Regions from separate parts of the Homo sapiens genome. Here region 2 is linked to region 1. Evidence: chromatin contacts called from ENCODE Hi-C or POLR2A ChIA-PET data. All regions are on one chromosome and are shown on one strand. Each heading gives the region's core, a stretch centred on a gene start or an enhancer-like site at or near the end of the contact. The rest is flanking DNA. Distances are from core to core; before and after follow the strand shown. Region 1 holds the start of KPNA2 (karyopherin subunit alpha 2). Region 2 holds the start of CDC42EP4 (CDC42 effector protein 4).

The links. A loop is a pair of places that touch in the nucleus more often than their neighbours do. ChIA-PET counts read pairs that join two places held with the same protein, here RNA polymerase II (POLR2A). Pooled maps may share reads with other maps.
Region 2: a pooled map shows a loop between it and region 1 (6-fold over the local background). The contact joins the promoter of CDC42EP4 here to the promoter of KPNA2 in region 1. A Hi-C loop is called at or near these places in 1 of 50 pooled maps. POLR2A ChIA-PET finds 5 or more read pairs at or near these places in 2 of 52 experiments (PC-9 and WTC11).

The regions. Positions count from the first base shown.
Region 1 is chr17:68,031,705-68,039,132 of GRCh38, forward strand. KPNA2 (karyopherin subunit alpha 2) reads left to right here and starts at 4,031. Exons shown (of 11, transcript NM_002266.4): 1 at 4,031-4,136; 2 at 5,406-5,503; 3 at 5,654-5,791. The coding sequence starts at 5,429. RefSeq lists a silencer at 3,764-3,813 and enhancers at 3,777-4,324, 4,344-4,563.
Region 2 is chr17:73,308,536-73,315,963 of GRCh38, forward strand. It overlaps CDC42EP4 (CDC42 effector protein 4), which reads right to left and starts at 3,466. Exons shown (of 2, transcript NM_012121.5): 1 at 3,358-3,466. RefSeq lists silencers at 2,215-2,344, 2,355-2,904, 3,355-3,614, 3,685-3,844.

The DNA of each region.
Region 1 (7,428 bases), core at 2,781-5,280:
CTCCCAGGCTCAAGCCATCCTCCCACCTCAGCCTCCCAAGTAGCGGGGACTACAGGCATATACCAACATGCTTGGCTAATTTTTTATTTTTATTTATTTATTTTTTTAGACAGAGTGTCACTCTGTTGCTCAAGCTGGAGTGCAGTGGCACAATCTCAGCTCACTGCAACCTCTGCCCCTGCGTTCGAGCGATTCTTGTGCCTCAGCCTCCCGAGTAGCTGGGACTACAGGCACGAGCCACCGCGCTTGGCTAATTTTTGTATTTTCAGTAGAGACAGGGTTTTACCATGTTGGCTGGGCTGGTCTTGAACTCCTGACCTCAAGTGACCCACCTGCCTCGGCCTCCCAAAGTGTTGGGATTACAGGCGTTAGCCACTGCTCCCAGCCTCTGCTAATTTTTTTTTTTTTTTTAATTTTTGTAGAGATGGTGGTTTGGAGGAGGGCATCTCGCTATGTTGCCCAGGCTGGTGAATGGATATTAAGAACTGAATGTTTGCATCCCCCTCAAAAATTCATATGTTGAAAACCTAACTCCCAGTATGATAGTATTTGGAAATGGGGCCTCTGGGAGGTTGAGATGAATTCATGAGGGTGGGGCCCTCATGATGAGATTAGTGTCCTTATAAAAAGAGCCATCAGGCCGGGCGCAGTGGCTCATGCCTGTAATCCAAGCACTTTGGGAGGCTGAGGTGGGTGGATCATGAGGTCAGGAGTTCAAGACCAGCCTGGCCAACATGGTGAAACCCCATCTCTACTAAAAATACAAAAATGAGCCAGGTGTGGTGGCATGCACTTGTAATCCCAGTTACTTGGGAGGCTGAGGCAGGAAAATCACTTGAAACCAGGAAGCAGAGGTTGCAGTGAGCTGAGATCGCGCCATTGCACTCCAGCCTGGGTGACAGGGCGAGACTCCATCTAAAAAAAAAAAAAAAAGAAGAGACACCAGAGAGCTTTCACTCTCCCTTCTCTGTGCTAAAATGAAGAGATCATGCTAGCACACAATTAGGCGATGGTCATCTGGACGCCAAAGAGGGGGGCCCTTCCTGGAAACTGACCACTCTGGCACCCTTATTTCAGATTTCGTGATCCAGAAATGTGAGAAAAATAAATGTTTGTTATCTAAGCCTCCCAGCCTGTAGTACTTTGTTATGGTAACCTAAGCGGACTATGCTAGTGGACTAACACATCAGCTAAAACTTGGTCATAAATGATAGGACTTTTTTTTTTTTTTTTGAGACGGCGTCTTGCATTGTCGCCTGGGCTGTAGTGCAGTGGCACCATCTCAGCTTACTGCAACCTCTACCTCCCAGGTGTAAGTGATGCTTGTATCTTAGCCTCCTGAGTAGCTGGGACCACAGGTGTGTGTTACCACACCTGCCTAATTTTTTATATTTTTTAGTAGAGACAGGGTTTTGCCATGTTGGACAGGCTAGTCTTTTTTTTTGAAATGGAGTTTCGCTCTTGTTGTCCAGGCTGGAGTGCAATGGTGTGATCTCGGCTCACTGCAACCTCTGCCTCCCAGATTCAAGCAATTCTCCTGCCTCAGCCTCCCAAGTAGCTGGGGTTACAGGTGCTTGCCACCACGCCCAGCTAATTTTTTGTATGTTTTAGTAGAGACAGGGTTTCCCTTTGTTGGCCAGGCTGGTCTTGAACTCCTGACCTCAGGTGGTCTGCCCACCTCAGCCTCCCAAAGTGCTAGGATTACAGGTGTGAGCCACTGTGCCCGACGATATCGTATCTTTCAAAGGCAATTTTGGGCATTATACTTCTGTTTCAGGTTGTTTTTAGGTGCAAGTACAGAATAGTGGTTCAGAACACAGATCCTGGAACCAGACTGCTTATGGCTGAATCCTGTCTTTGCCATTTACTGGCTGTGTGACCCTGGAACAAGTTACATAAACACTTGTGATTCAGTGCTCTCTTTTGTGAAATAGAGCAAATAACAGTACTACCTCACAGTTGTGAAGATCAAGTGTATTAATATATGGTAAACACTCAGAACACTTCTGGGCACATAGTAGTCAGTATTTTCAAGCAAAAGAAACTCAACTTGGCTTGGTATGGTGGTCAGGCCTATAATTCCAGCACTTTGGGAGGCTGAGGTGGGTGGATTGCTTGAGCTCAGGACTTCGAGACCAGCTTGGGCAAAATAGTGAAACCCTGTCTTTACAAAAAATGCAAAAATTAGCTGGACGTGGTGGTGTGTACCTATAGTCCCAGCTATTTGGGAGGCTGAGGTGGGAGGATGGCTTCAGCCCAGGAGGCAGAGGTCGCAGTGAGCTGAGATCGTGCCACTCCACTCCAGCCTGGGCGACAGAGCTAGACCCTGTCTCAAAGAAAAGAAAAAAAAGAAAAAAAAAAAGAGAAGAAACTCAACTTGACAATACAAAAGAAATGTGTATCGGATCTCCTACCTGCAAACCTTCAGAGATAGAGCAGGTCAGACCTCTCAAGGTTTCCCTACAGTTTTCTTATTCAGATTTCTAGGACTCACATCCCTTAGTTCAGAAGAACAGAGGCTGCTTTCCTACCTCCAACCAGTAAACAAAAGGCAGAGGCTGTCCAACTGGATGAATTTAGGTCATGTGCCTGCCCCTGAACCATTCTCAGTAGCTGAGAGAATGCCACACAGTGATTGGTTTAGGGGTGAATTCCTTCCACATTCTTGCATTTAGGGGGATGGGATTATGCTGATTAAGAGTAGGTCCAACCCTTTATGAACTCTGGCTTTACGATGAATGAGGCTGGCATTAATGCCTGCAAAAATGGACAAACTTGCTGTTTGAATTTATTTATAGTAAGAAATAAACCATGAAAACTTTTCTAAAATGTAATCTTTTAGAACACAAAAAAATTGCAGAAACAAAAATGGCCCAGAATCCTGATGCTCTGTTGACCATCTTTGTTTTGTTTGTTCGTTTGAGCATATGGCAAAAAATGCAAAATTCAGAAATGTGTAATGAGCATAGAATGTTACTATAACAATTGAAAAAACTTGAACACACACTACATACTAAACAACAGCATGAAATTTCAGTTTTTCTGAATTTGATGACTGCAGTGTGGTTATATAAGAGAATGTCTTTTCTTAGGAGAGACACCGTGAAACAGAGGAAAAAGGACATGATTCTGAAACTTTCTCTTAAAGTAACATATTAAAATCACACATATGTACACGCGTGCATATGTATACATATATATGTATAGAGAAAGCAATAGCAAATGTGGCAAAATGTTAAGATTTGGCAAATCTGGATAAAGATTTGCAATTCTGCTGCATTTGAAATTATTTAAAAATAAAAAACTTGAGTTTTTGGAGAAACAGGCATAAGAAACCTTTTGTTTCCATATTTGCGGCTTCTATACAGTCTTTTATGATGCAATTAAAAAAAAACTAAACTAAAAAATATAACACAAATCTTCCCTCCCATAGTAGCCAGAAACCCCCGCCGAGTACTTTGGGTGTCATAATAGGAAAAAAATGCAAAGCAATATGTTTTTCTATAAAGATTACTTATTTACTAATTAGAATTTTTTTATTTTCATGAAGATCAACAACAAAGTTTTTAAAATAATGACTTAGAGAATCATTTTGTGGTATTTGTTTAAGGCTGTCGCCCAGGAAAACGCCCAAGGACCATGCACGCTTCAACCCTATGGAAACACGAACGGCCCAGGGAACCGCCCCTTCGCGCTGCTTGACGGGATCTGGAGTCCTCCCGCTCCGCCCCGCCAGGCGCTCAGGGACCGCCCGGCCGCTCCCTCACCGCCCGGCCGCTCCCTCACCGCCCGGCCGCTCCCTCACCGCCCGGCCGCTCCCTCACCGCCCGGCCGCTCCCTCATCTCGCGATGCCATCCTCTTTTTTTTTTTTTCTTTCCCCCCTCCCACTCGCCCCCAAGCCCTATGACTCCCTCCCCTCCCAACGTGTTTTTCAAATCCACCAATGGGCACACAGCTTAGGCTCGAACCAGCCAATCGGAATGCGGAGTCACCGGGAAATTTAAATCGCGCCGGCCGGCTGCACGAGCCACACGGTCTTTGAGCTGAGTCGAGGTGGACCCTTTGAACGCAGTCGCCCTACAGCCGCTGATTCCCCCCGCATCGCCTCCCGTGGAAGCCCAGGCCCGCTTCGCAGGTACAGACTCAGGCGGCGGCCCGGCCCGAGCGCTAACGGCTTGCCCGTGGGCGGCGTTCGCCTTTTGGGTTGGGGGAGGGAGGCCCCGGGTCCACGCCGAGCCTGGCTCTGCCTCCCGCGTTGACTAGGCCTCGGGGGCGACGTTCATTGACCAGGCGGCTGAGTTTCGCGGGGTCTGCGGGTTTAGGGCGCCGACGCTCTGCAAACGGCAGCGGAGGCCTTAACGCGTCGCGGCCGGGAGAATCGGAGCGAGCCAGGCTTGAGGGCGAATGTCCCGGGAGGACTTGTGGCGGCCCTGGTTTCGCCTCCTCCTTTCTCGTTGCATCTTCCCCGGCGTGGGGGCAGGGGCTGGGGGTGGCAGTTGGGAGCACCGTCTCTGACACCTAGGCCCCGGGGGTGGCTCTGCCACCAAGTCGTAGGCGAGCGTAATGAAAGCAAAGATAGCAAATTGTAAGGAGGGCTTTGACTTTTGTCATCTTCTGAATGACGCACAGCTGATGTCATCCTAATTAAGCGCATTCACTCCTAGTCTCTGGAAATGCAAATCAAATATGCGAGATGCGGCACTGCATTTTTAATGTTGACCATAATGTAATGATGAAGCAAATTTTTATTTAATTTTCGAGTCTGCACCTATTTTGGCCAAGTAAAGACAGTAAAATAGGGAGAGCCTCCTGAGGATCTGAATTTATTGCCCTGGCACATAATTTTTAGCTGTAAGTTGACTTGGTTCCCCTACTTTGTCTTGAATTAACTATTAGGGACTCTGGAGTATCGAACTAGGCTGTCAGAAACGGTGGATACATGTGGCTAGTCCAAATTGAAATACGCTGTAAGCTTAAAGTACACAAAAGATTTCAAAGATGGAGTATGGAAAAAGAATGTAGAAGATGTCAGTTATTTTATATATTGATAACACGTTGAAATACTATTTGGATATGTTGGGTTAAGTAAAATACATTATTAAAATTAGTTTCACTTGTTTCTTTTCTCCTTTTTAAAAATATGGCTACTAGGAAGTTTCAATTTATATAGCTTGCATTCTATTTCTGATGGAGAGCCCTCTCCAGGAAGTCTCAGCCCTTTAGAGGGAAGGGGGACACTTCCCCTTTGGGTAAAGCTATTTCATAGTGCCGAAAACATGATGATCCCCCCTCTAGTATACAGGTGTGGATTCAGTAGATGCTTGATAATTCAGTTCTTATTTGGTACTATTATTGACAAAGGAAAATGATAAAGGAAATATTTTTCTCTTCCCCCATCTTTTAGCTTTCTCCCTTTGTCTCATAACCATGTCCACCAACGAGAATGCTAATACACCAGCTGCCCGTCTTCACAGATTCAAGAACAAGGGAAAAGACAGTACAGTGAGTACCTTCTGTTGCTTTCCTGTGGTGGTATTTAAATGGGAAGACATTTGGAAAGGGGTGAAAACTGAGGTATTTAAAAAAAAAATGCCCTCACTTAGCAACAAAAACTGGTGTGATAGGTGAAACGGCATGTTATCTTTTCTCAAGGAAATGAGGCGTCGCAGAATAGAGGTCAATGTGGAGCTGAGGAAAGCTAAGAAGGATGACCAGATGCTGAAGAGGAGAAATGTAAGCTCATTTCCTGATGATGCTACTTCTCCGCTGCAGGAAAACCGCAACAACCAGGTAAAAAATGTATTTTAGTTTATGAGTTACGTGAAATCCAGAAAATCAGTAGGGACTTTTCTTAGAAATTCAAGTAAACTTAACATTTCTAGTCTTAACGGTTTTAACTATCTGTGAACATCTTTTTCTCTGTTTGCAATTAGTAATTGTCTTCTTTCCTGCCTTCTGTAATCCACTGAAGCTGATTTAGGATCTTCCTTTAGCTCTGACCTTCCTTCAGACTTCCCTGCATTTCTAGCTACTAGCTGGGTACCTTGGCCTGACCAGTGTGTCCAGAGCCAGCCAGTTTCTGGTTTATTTCTTCTTTTTTTTTTTTTTCCCCCGAGATGGAGTCTTGCTCTGTTGCTCAGGCTGGAGTGCAGCAGCACAATCGGCTCACTGCAACCTCTGCCTCATGGGTTCAAGCAATTCTCCTGCCACAGCCTCCTGAGTAGCTGGGATTATGGGTGCGCATCACCACGCTTGGCTAGTTTTTGTATTTTTTTGTTTTTGTTTCTTTGAGACAGAGTTTTGCTCTGTCGCCCAGGCTAGCGTGCAGTGGTGCGATCTCCGCTCACTGCAAGCTCCATCTCCCGGGTTCACGCCATTCTCCTGCCTCAGCCTCCTAAGTAGCTGGGACTACAGGCGCCCGCACCCTGTCTGGCTAATTTTTTGTATTTTTAGTAGAGACGGTGTTTCAACATGTTAGCCAGGATGGTCTCGATCTCCTGACCTCGTGATCCACCCGCCTCAGCCTCCCAAAGTGCTGGGATTACAGGCGTGAGCCACTGCCCGGCCTGTTTTTGTATTTTTAGTAGAGGCGGGGTTTCACCATGTTGGCCAGGCTAGTCTTGAACTCATGACCTCGTGATATGCCTGCCTTGGTCTCCAGAAGTGCTGGGATTACAAGCGTGAGCCACCAGGCCCTTCCCGTTTTTGGTTTATTTCTGCCTTTTTTGGTATTCTCTATGTTTTTGTATTTGTCACCAGCTTTGTTCAGGACTTTCCTTCTGAAATATTTACAGTAGCCTCCTAATTTATCATATCCTTCTTTATGCCATATACTATTTTCCTGAAATTTTTCCTGAAGTACTGCTTTAGACCTGTGTTTTCGCTCCTTAAAATCCATACTCCAAATTGCTTGAACCTGGGAGGTGGAGGTTGCAGTGAGCCAAGATCATGCCATTGCACTCCAGCCTGTGCAACAAGAGTGAAACTCCGTCTCAAGGAAAAAAATAAAAATAAAATAAATCCATACTCCAGCTGGGCATGGTGGTTCATGCCTGTAATTCCAACACTTTGGGAAGCTGAAATGGGAGGATCACTGGAGGCCAGGAGTTTGAGCCCAGCCTAGGCAACATAGGAAGACCTCGTCTCTATAAAAAGTAAAGTTAGCTGGGTGTGGTGGCGCCGGCCTTTAGTCCTAGGTATTCAGGGGGCTGAGACAGAAGAATCACTTGAGCCCGGGATTTTGAGGCTGCAGTGAGCTGTGATTGCACCACTGCACCCCATGCTGGGTGACAGTGAGACCCTGTCTCTAAGAAATCCCTACTCTATGAAGGCCTTCCATAAAGTAGACTTAACTTAGATTTTCAAATTTATCTTTCATCTGGGCCCTTTCCTACATGTTTTTCTCACAATATGCTTCCTTTTTTTTT
Region 2 (7,428 bases), core at 2,216-4,715, 5.3 Mb after region 1:
GACTTCTTCACTTCGAACCCAATCCAAACGTAGGGGCGTGGGGTGGGGGAGAGTGAAAGGGAGAGGCCAACATCAAACACCTTTTGGCCACACCTGCGCACAGACAGTCCGGGCCGCAGAAATCAATCAGTCACTCCAAAGGGGTGGAAGCCCTGGGCCACTGCCAACCCAAGGCCCTTCTGGAAAAGCTCTGGACTTGTTAAGAAGGGTTGGCCAGGGCTGGGTGCAGTGGTTTACGCCTGTAATCCCGGCTCTTGGGGAGGCCGAGGTGGGTGGATTGCCTGAGTTCAGGAGTTCGCGACCGGCCTGGGCAACACAGTGAAACCCTGTTTCTACTAAAATACAAAAAAAAATTAGCCGGGCGTGGTGGCATGCACCTATAATCCCAGCTACTGCAGAGGCTGAGGCAGGAGAATTGCTTGAACCCGGGAGGTGGAGGATGCAGTGAGCCAAGATTGTGCCACTGCACTCCAGCCTGGGCAACAGAGCAAAGCTCTGTCTCCAAAAAAAAAAAAAAAAAAAAGGGTTGGCCAGGTGCAGTGGCTCATACCTGTATGCCCAGCACTTTGAGAGGCCGAGGTGGGGGAAGATCCCTTGAGCTCAGGAGTTCAAGACCAGCCTGGGCAACATGGTGAAACCCCACCTCTACAAAAAATACAAAAAATGGCTGGGCGTGGTGGTGGGCGCCAGTAGTCCCAGCTACTCAGGAGGCTGAAGTGGGAGGATAGCTTGAGCCCAGGAGGTCCAGCCTGCAGTGAGCCTTGACTATGACGCTGCACCACAACCTGGGTGACAGAGCAAGACCTGGTCTCAAAAAATTAATAAATAAAATAAAAATTATTTTTAAAATCAAAAGACTGGTGTAAGATTCCTCTCCCAGGTCAACACTCACTCCCCTGACCTTTATACATGAGACCTCCCTTTGCTTCTGACTCCTTGGTCTCTGGTTCTGTGAGGTGCTGTCGGGTTCCAGAGGCAGCAGCACAGTGGAGGCAGGGTACAGAGGATGGGGACAAGCACGGTGGGTGGGCAAGGGAAAGAGAGAAACGAGGGGAAAAGAGAAGAGGAATCCAAAAAGAGAGAGGCAGAAACCCCAGAAAATGGAGAATCATTCACAGCACAGGCCTAGGCTGTACAGCAGAGCAGGAGCAAGCTGCCCTCTGTGTGCAGGGACCCTAGGACTTCAGGGAGATTTCAGAGGGGAGGCGCTGAGACTCACCCCAGAACCACCGCCCATATGATCACAGCGGGCCCCTCCTAGTCCCTGCAGGGGTCCACCAGGATGCCTGGGAATCCACTTGGGATCTCCCCAAATTCACTGAACACCCCTTGTGGGAAGGAGCAGCTGTCTTCAAGGAGTGGAGAGGCAAAGTCCAAGTTCAGAGGAGATAAGCCACCCCACTAATCAGTCAGTCACATGTGCAGCTCACACAGGGCAGTTGATGAGAGCAGGAACCGGCAGGGCACCCCCGCATTCAGTAGGCACTGGCTTCTCAGCAGAGATAGAGCCTCAGGAGATCCTGGTGGATGCCCTGTTATTGCCCCAGGAGCCCCTGGGGCTGCCAGGGGCTCTCTTAGGGCCTGGCTCAGTCCCAGCCAACTCCCGATTTCTGGGAGAAATCAGAAATCCGCAGCTCAGCAATCCCTTCCTTTGTGGCCTGTTCTTTGTTCTCTTAAAATTCAGTCCACCCTGCTGGTGGTCCCTCCTCCACCCTAGCCTCAGAAGCGGGCGGGGGCTGAGGGAGTTATTGGAAACCCAGACTGCCAAAGAAGTCGCCTTGCAGGAGGCCCCTGTCACCGGCCCCTCATTATTTACACTCGCTGGATGGGACATTTCTCTGGTACAGATGGCTGCTGGGGTTCGGACGAGAGAGAGATTTTCCCTCCAGCACCCTGGACCCTCAGGGGAGGGCAGGGGGCTTCGCAGCGACGGGGGCTCCCAAGGACTCCACCCGGATCCAGCTGCTCAGCTATCTGGGCAAACAGTGGGCACCGGGCACACAGTAAGGGATGTGGGAGCCGGTCAGATTGCAAGGGGTGGGAGTCGTGGAGAGAGAGAAGTTCCAGAGGCAACGAGAAAAGAAAAGGCATTGTATTTCCCCTCCATTCTCCCAGGGAGAAAAAGAAAACTTCCAAAGCCGAGGCCGCAGTCACTGGGAAAACACAGGGAACCTGGTTTGAGTTAGCAGCGAGCACCCCTCCCCCAGTCACACACACACACACACACACACACACACACACACACACACACACACACACGCACTTCAGTCCTCTCCCAGGAAGCTGGCTCAGCCTCAGCCCCGGCTCCCGCCCAGCTCTCCAGCCCTCCCGGCCGGGGCACTCACCGGCTGACGGGATCCCCGCGGGCAGGATGGCTCCTGGGGGACGCGCCGGGGGCAGGGGGCAGTTTTGTAACCCCGGCTGGGGGCGCTCCGGAGAGGGGGCGGGGCCAGGGACGGCCGATCCGCGCGCACCCGCCCCAAGCGGGCGATTAAATCATTAACCGACCGCTCCCGCCTGCGATCCCGCTGAGCGCGCTGAGCTCGGGGCGCACTAGCCCAGGAGCGGCCGTCTCCCCGGCTCCAAGGGGGCGGGTGGCTCGACTGCCCTCCCCCCGCACCCCGCCAGGAGGCGCCTCGGCCTCCCGGGCTTCCGAGGGAGCGGGCGGGGCGGGAGCCTGGCGGGGGAGGGAAGGGTTCGCGGGGCGGGAGTAGGGGAAAGGAGGACCATTTGTTCCTTCGGCCATTCCCTTCCAGACAGCTCCTTCCCTCTGGCTTCCCGGCCGGGTGACATTGGGTGGCGTGTGCTGCAGTGTGTGTACGAGAGCGAGATGTGTACACGCCTCTGCCCGTACAGGCGGAGAATTCGGTTCTTATTCATGGAGAACTCCGGGCGCACACACGCCCCCCTCGCGGAGATCGCGGGCCGCGCGCCGCCGATTGCTGCGCTCCTGCCCACACCGACACACACCCCATTCCTGGGAAGGGGGAGGCCCTTTAAAACCGGCCCCCAACCCCCTCAGCGGCACCCTTGGCCAGGGCCGGGAGTTCCAGCGTGGAGAGAGGAAATGGAGTCCCGGCAACGCTGCGCCCGGCTCCCTGCCACCTCCTCCTCCACACATCCCGCTCTGCCAGGACACTAGGTGCGCAGCTTAGGGTCCCAGGCACCGCGGTGGGCGCGGTGAAAAGCGCGAGCGCCGAGAAGTGGGGGCTCCGCGCCCTTCTCCCCGCGCCGCGGCCTCGCATCCCCAGCTTCGATCCTCTCTGCCCCACAGGGGGACTCGAGACCCCCAAGCCCACCCAGGGCACCCAGCGCGAAGGCGGCTACCACAGACAGAGGCGGTTGCCCGTCGCCTACCTCGGTCCCCGGAGACCCGAGCTCTGGGCCGGCTGCGCTGTCCCCTTCGTGGGCTCCGCGCGGCGGAGGGGCTGGCGGCCCCTGTCAGCGCCGGCGTTTGTTTCCCTCTGGCTCTCGGGCTTTCAGGGCTGGGAGCCTCCAGGACACTCCCCTTCCAGGCTCCGCCCGCGCCCGCCCCGCGCAACCCTCCCCGCGCACCCCTCTGCGCTGATGTCACGGCGCCGCAGCAGCCAATGGCCGTCGGGAACCTCTGCCCGACTGCTCGGCCTCCTCGGTTCAAACTGAAAGCCTGAGACTTTCCCAACTCCGTATGGGGCAGCCTGGGCCCGCCCGGCTTCCGGGAGACACTCCCGCCCCAGCCTGCGCTCCGGCCGCGAACCCCCACTGGGGCCCCCAGGGCCAGGGGCGCGTCTCCCTCCGGGGGCCTGGCGCGAGGCTCTTTTGAGGCTCTTCCCCATTCGAGCCGGGGCAAGAAACCAAGAACTCCAGCCCGGGTGGCGTTCCTCGTTCCTGCTCCCTCCCGGACCTGCTAACCACCTGGCTGCAGTACTGTCGGGAGATGGGGCAGGAGGGCTGGCGCCACCAGCTTCGTGGGTGCCATCCCAGACTCTCGCTGTAAACGAGGGAGCGGGGAGGAGCCGGCCAGCCCCGAGGCCAGGCTTGGACTGGGCGTCAGAAATGTTTCTACAGGGTGACAGCCCTTGAGCTCCCCGCATCCCCGTCTGTGCCTTTGCCTCCTAAGTATCAGCTGAGGCTAAATTTGCACCAGGTGAACGTCAAGGAGGATCAACTCCTGAGTCCCAGAGCCTGAATCCAAGTCCCAGGCCTTGGACTCTATTCTTTTTAGAGGAATAGTTTCAGTTGAAATGATCATTATCAAGGTAGAATGCCAGCTGCGAAGTAGTCAACTAAAGTGGACAAGGCGCAAAGTGAAAAGTTCCCTTGCCTCTAGCTGAACCCCACCCTCGGTTTTTAAAGGAAGTGAGGGTGAAGGCCCCAGACTTTCCCCATGGCTGCGAGGTCCCTAAGCCCTCAGGAACATTCTGCTTTCTGGGGACAGCACATTTCCGTTTCCCTCTGCAGTGCGACAGCAACCAGCTCTTGAGAGCTAATGGTTTGGCCACTCCATCCTGCTGTGAAAATTAAGTTCTGGGCTGGGCGCAGTGGCTCATGCCTGTAATCCTAGCATTTTGGGAGGCCAAGGCAGGTGGGGGGTCACTTGAGGTCAGAAGTTTGAGACCAGCCTGGCCAACATGGCGAAACCCCATCTCTACCAAAAATACAAAAATTAGTCGGGCATGGTGGTGGGCGCCTGTAATCCCAGCTACCCAGGAGGCTGAGGCGGGACAATCGCTTGAACCTGGGAGGTGGAGGTTGCAGTGAGCCGAGATCGCGCTATTGCACTCTAGCCTGGGTGACAGAGGTAGACTCCATCTCAAAAAAAAAAATAAATGAATAATAAGTAAAATCAAATTCTGAACTGGACATCTGGAGGGAAAGGTAGGGTTTGGAGCCACTTGGGAGGCAGACACTGTGGATTCAAACCCTGGCGGGGTTATCATGGATGTAAACCAAAAAGTGACTAAGGCAGATCTCAATCAAATAGAGGTTTAGTTAGCCAAGGTTGAGGATCCACCGGGGAAAAATCACCTTTTTTCCAAAAAGGTTTTGGGAACTTCTGTATTTAAAAGAGAAAAAGCAAGCAGGAAAGGAAAAGAAGAGGGAGAGAGGGAGGAAAGGCATTGAGGTCACAAGCGTGTGAGGCTCTGATTTAGTGTCTGTAAGTCTACATTTTACATGTGAAAGGGAATAGAAGAAAAAGTCAATGATGCATTGTCTCCTACTCAGTACGTCTAAGGGGAGCAAAGGAAACCCTGTGTCAACAGGGTTGTGAAACTGCAGCTATCTGGGAACAAAAGGAAAGCAGCTTCTGTGGTTTCCAAGCTTAACGTCCCCCCCAGCCCCGCCCCTTTTTTTTTTTTGGAGACAGGGTCTTGCTCTGTTGCCCAGGCTGGAGTGCAGTGCTGCAATCGTAGCTCACTATAGCCTTGGCCTCCTGGGCTCAAGCGATCCTCCCACCTCACCCTCCTGAGTAGCTGAGACTACAGGTGTGCGCCACCATGCCCAGCTACATATTTTGTACTTTTTCTTTTGTAGAGACAGGGTTCTGTCATGTTGCCCAGGCTGGTCTCAAACTCCTGAGCTCAAGCAATCCACCCACCTCAACCTCCAAAAGTGCTGGGATTAAACTTTCCCTTTGACATAGTGAATTTGGGGTCCCGAGATTCTATTCCCTTTCACATGGGGAAGTCGCTAATTCCCACCTCTGACCCTTAGCTAGCCTGGCTGTCCTTATGTGTCCAAAGAGCACAGGACCCCTCTGCTAGCCTCGTCTGGAGGGTGTAAAGAGGAATGAGATATCAGGTGTGAAAGCGCTTTATGACTAGAAAGCAACCAGAATGGAGGTGATTGCTGTCATCATGACCTAGTGCCAAAGGTGTCCTCAAAAGAAGTAGGAGCTGCAACAGGACTGTGGGTAAGGCTCGCTGGATAGAGGTTTGGAGACGCCTCTGGATTGGAATTCTAGCTCTGCCATTTATGAGCTGACAAGTTATCCACCAGCTTCCCCATCTGTAAAGTGAGAACAGCAATCTCTACCTTCCCCTATTGGGGTGAATATTAAAAGAGATCACTTAGGCTGGGCGCGGTGGCTCATGCCTGTAATCCCACTGCTTTGGGAGGCTGAAGCCAGTGGATCGCTTGAGCCCAGGAGTTCAAGAGAAACCTGGCAACCTGGCGAAACCCCATCTCTACAAAAGTATACAAAAATCAGCAAGGTGTGGTGGTGCATGCCTGTAGTCCCAGCTATTTGGGAGGCTGAGATGGGAGAATCCACTTGAGCCTGCAGGTTGAGGCTGCAGTAAGCCAAGATCATGCCACTGCATTCTAGCCTGGGTAACAGAGGGAGACCCTGTCTCAAAAAACAAACAAACAAACAAACAAAGGCACCTGGCCATTTGCTGGGCATATGCAGGCCCTCAGTGGGTCTCCTTCTACCACATTGCTTCCAGGTGGAAGTCCTCCCTGGTTCCTGGCGTTCCAGGACCTCTTTCTCCTGAAATCATAGCTTAAGTTAAAAACAAAAACAAAAAAAAAACGTTTCTTATTTTCTCTGAGACATCTCCCTCTCCCCATCTCTTTCCTTCCATTTTAAATGAAGTATTTCGGTTTTCTTAGGGCTAGCTGTTAGTAATCTGTTTTCCTTTTCCCAATTATCATCCATATCTATTAAGCACACCTCCGGGACAAAGTCTTTAGGTCCCTTTGTAATTCTGCTCCTTACCCAAATTCAGGCTCCTTCCACAAACATTTAACAACAGTGGAGGCTTGCCTTTGGGGACAAAGACAACGAAGCCCAGTCCCTGCCCTCAGGACGCCTAGAGTAGAAACAAACTGCTTCAGGGAGGGGCTCCGTAGATGCTTCTAGACTGCATCCTAGCCCTCTGAGGGAAGATGTGATTAGAAGATCATTTTCTTTGATGGTGGGAATCCCAGACCTGTGGATTTCTCTCCGAAGGATCCACTGAAGCAAGTTTTGCTCCAACCCGTTAGGCTAGAGCTGTCTATGAGTAACCAGAGGAAATTAACAAAATAAAAAATCTGAGGCTTGAATACATACCTACTTGAAATTTCTGGCAAGCTCTAAGCCCCTGACTTTGGAGAGGGATTTGAGGTCTTAACTGCACCCTTGGTGTAACTTGACCTGTAAGCCTTTAGGCCTAGGCGTGTGTCTCTGCCTGTCTGGGGCCGCTGGGGCCTGCCTGCCTCTGGGACTTGGGCATGCATGATCCTTGCAGCTTCATGGACTTGCCCCTCCCTAATATCCACCCCCAACCCCCAACACATATTAGGTAGATGCAAAAGTTATTGCGGTTTTTGCCATTACTTTCAATGGCAAAAACCGCAATTACTTTTTTGCACCAACATACCACATCCCAGTGTTTGTTAACATGGAGTTCTGGGCATTTTAGTTCATGTTATTTTGTCCCAGCTCTAAGAGGTTAATTAGTC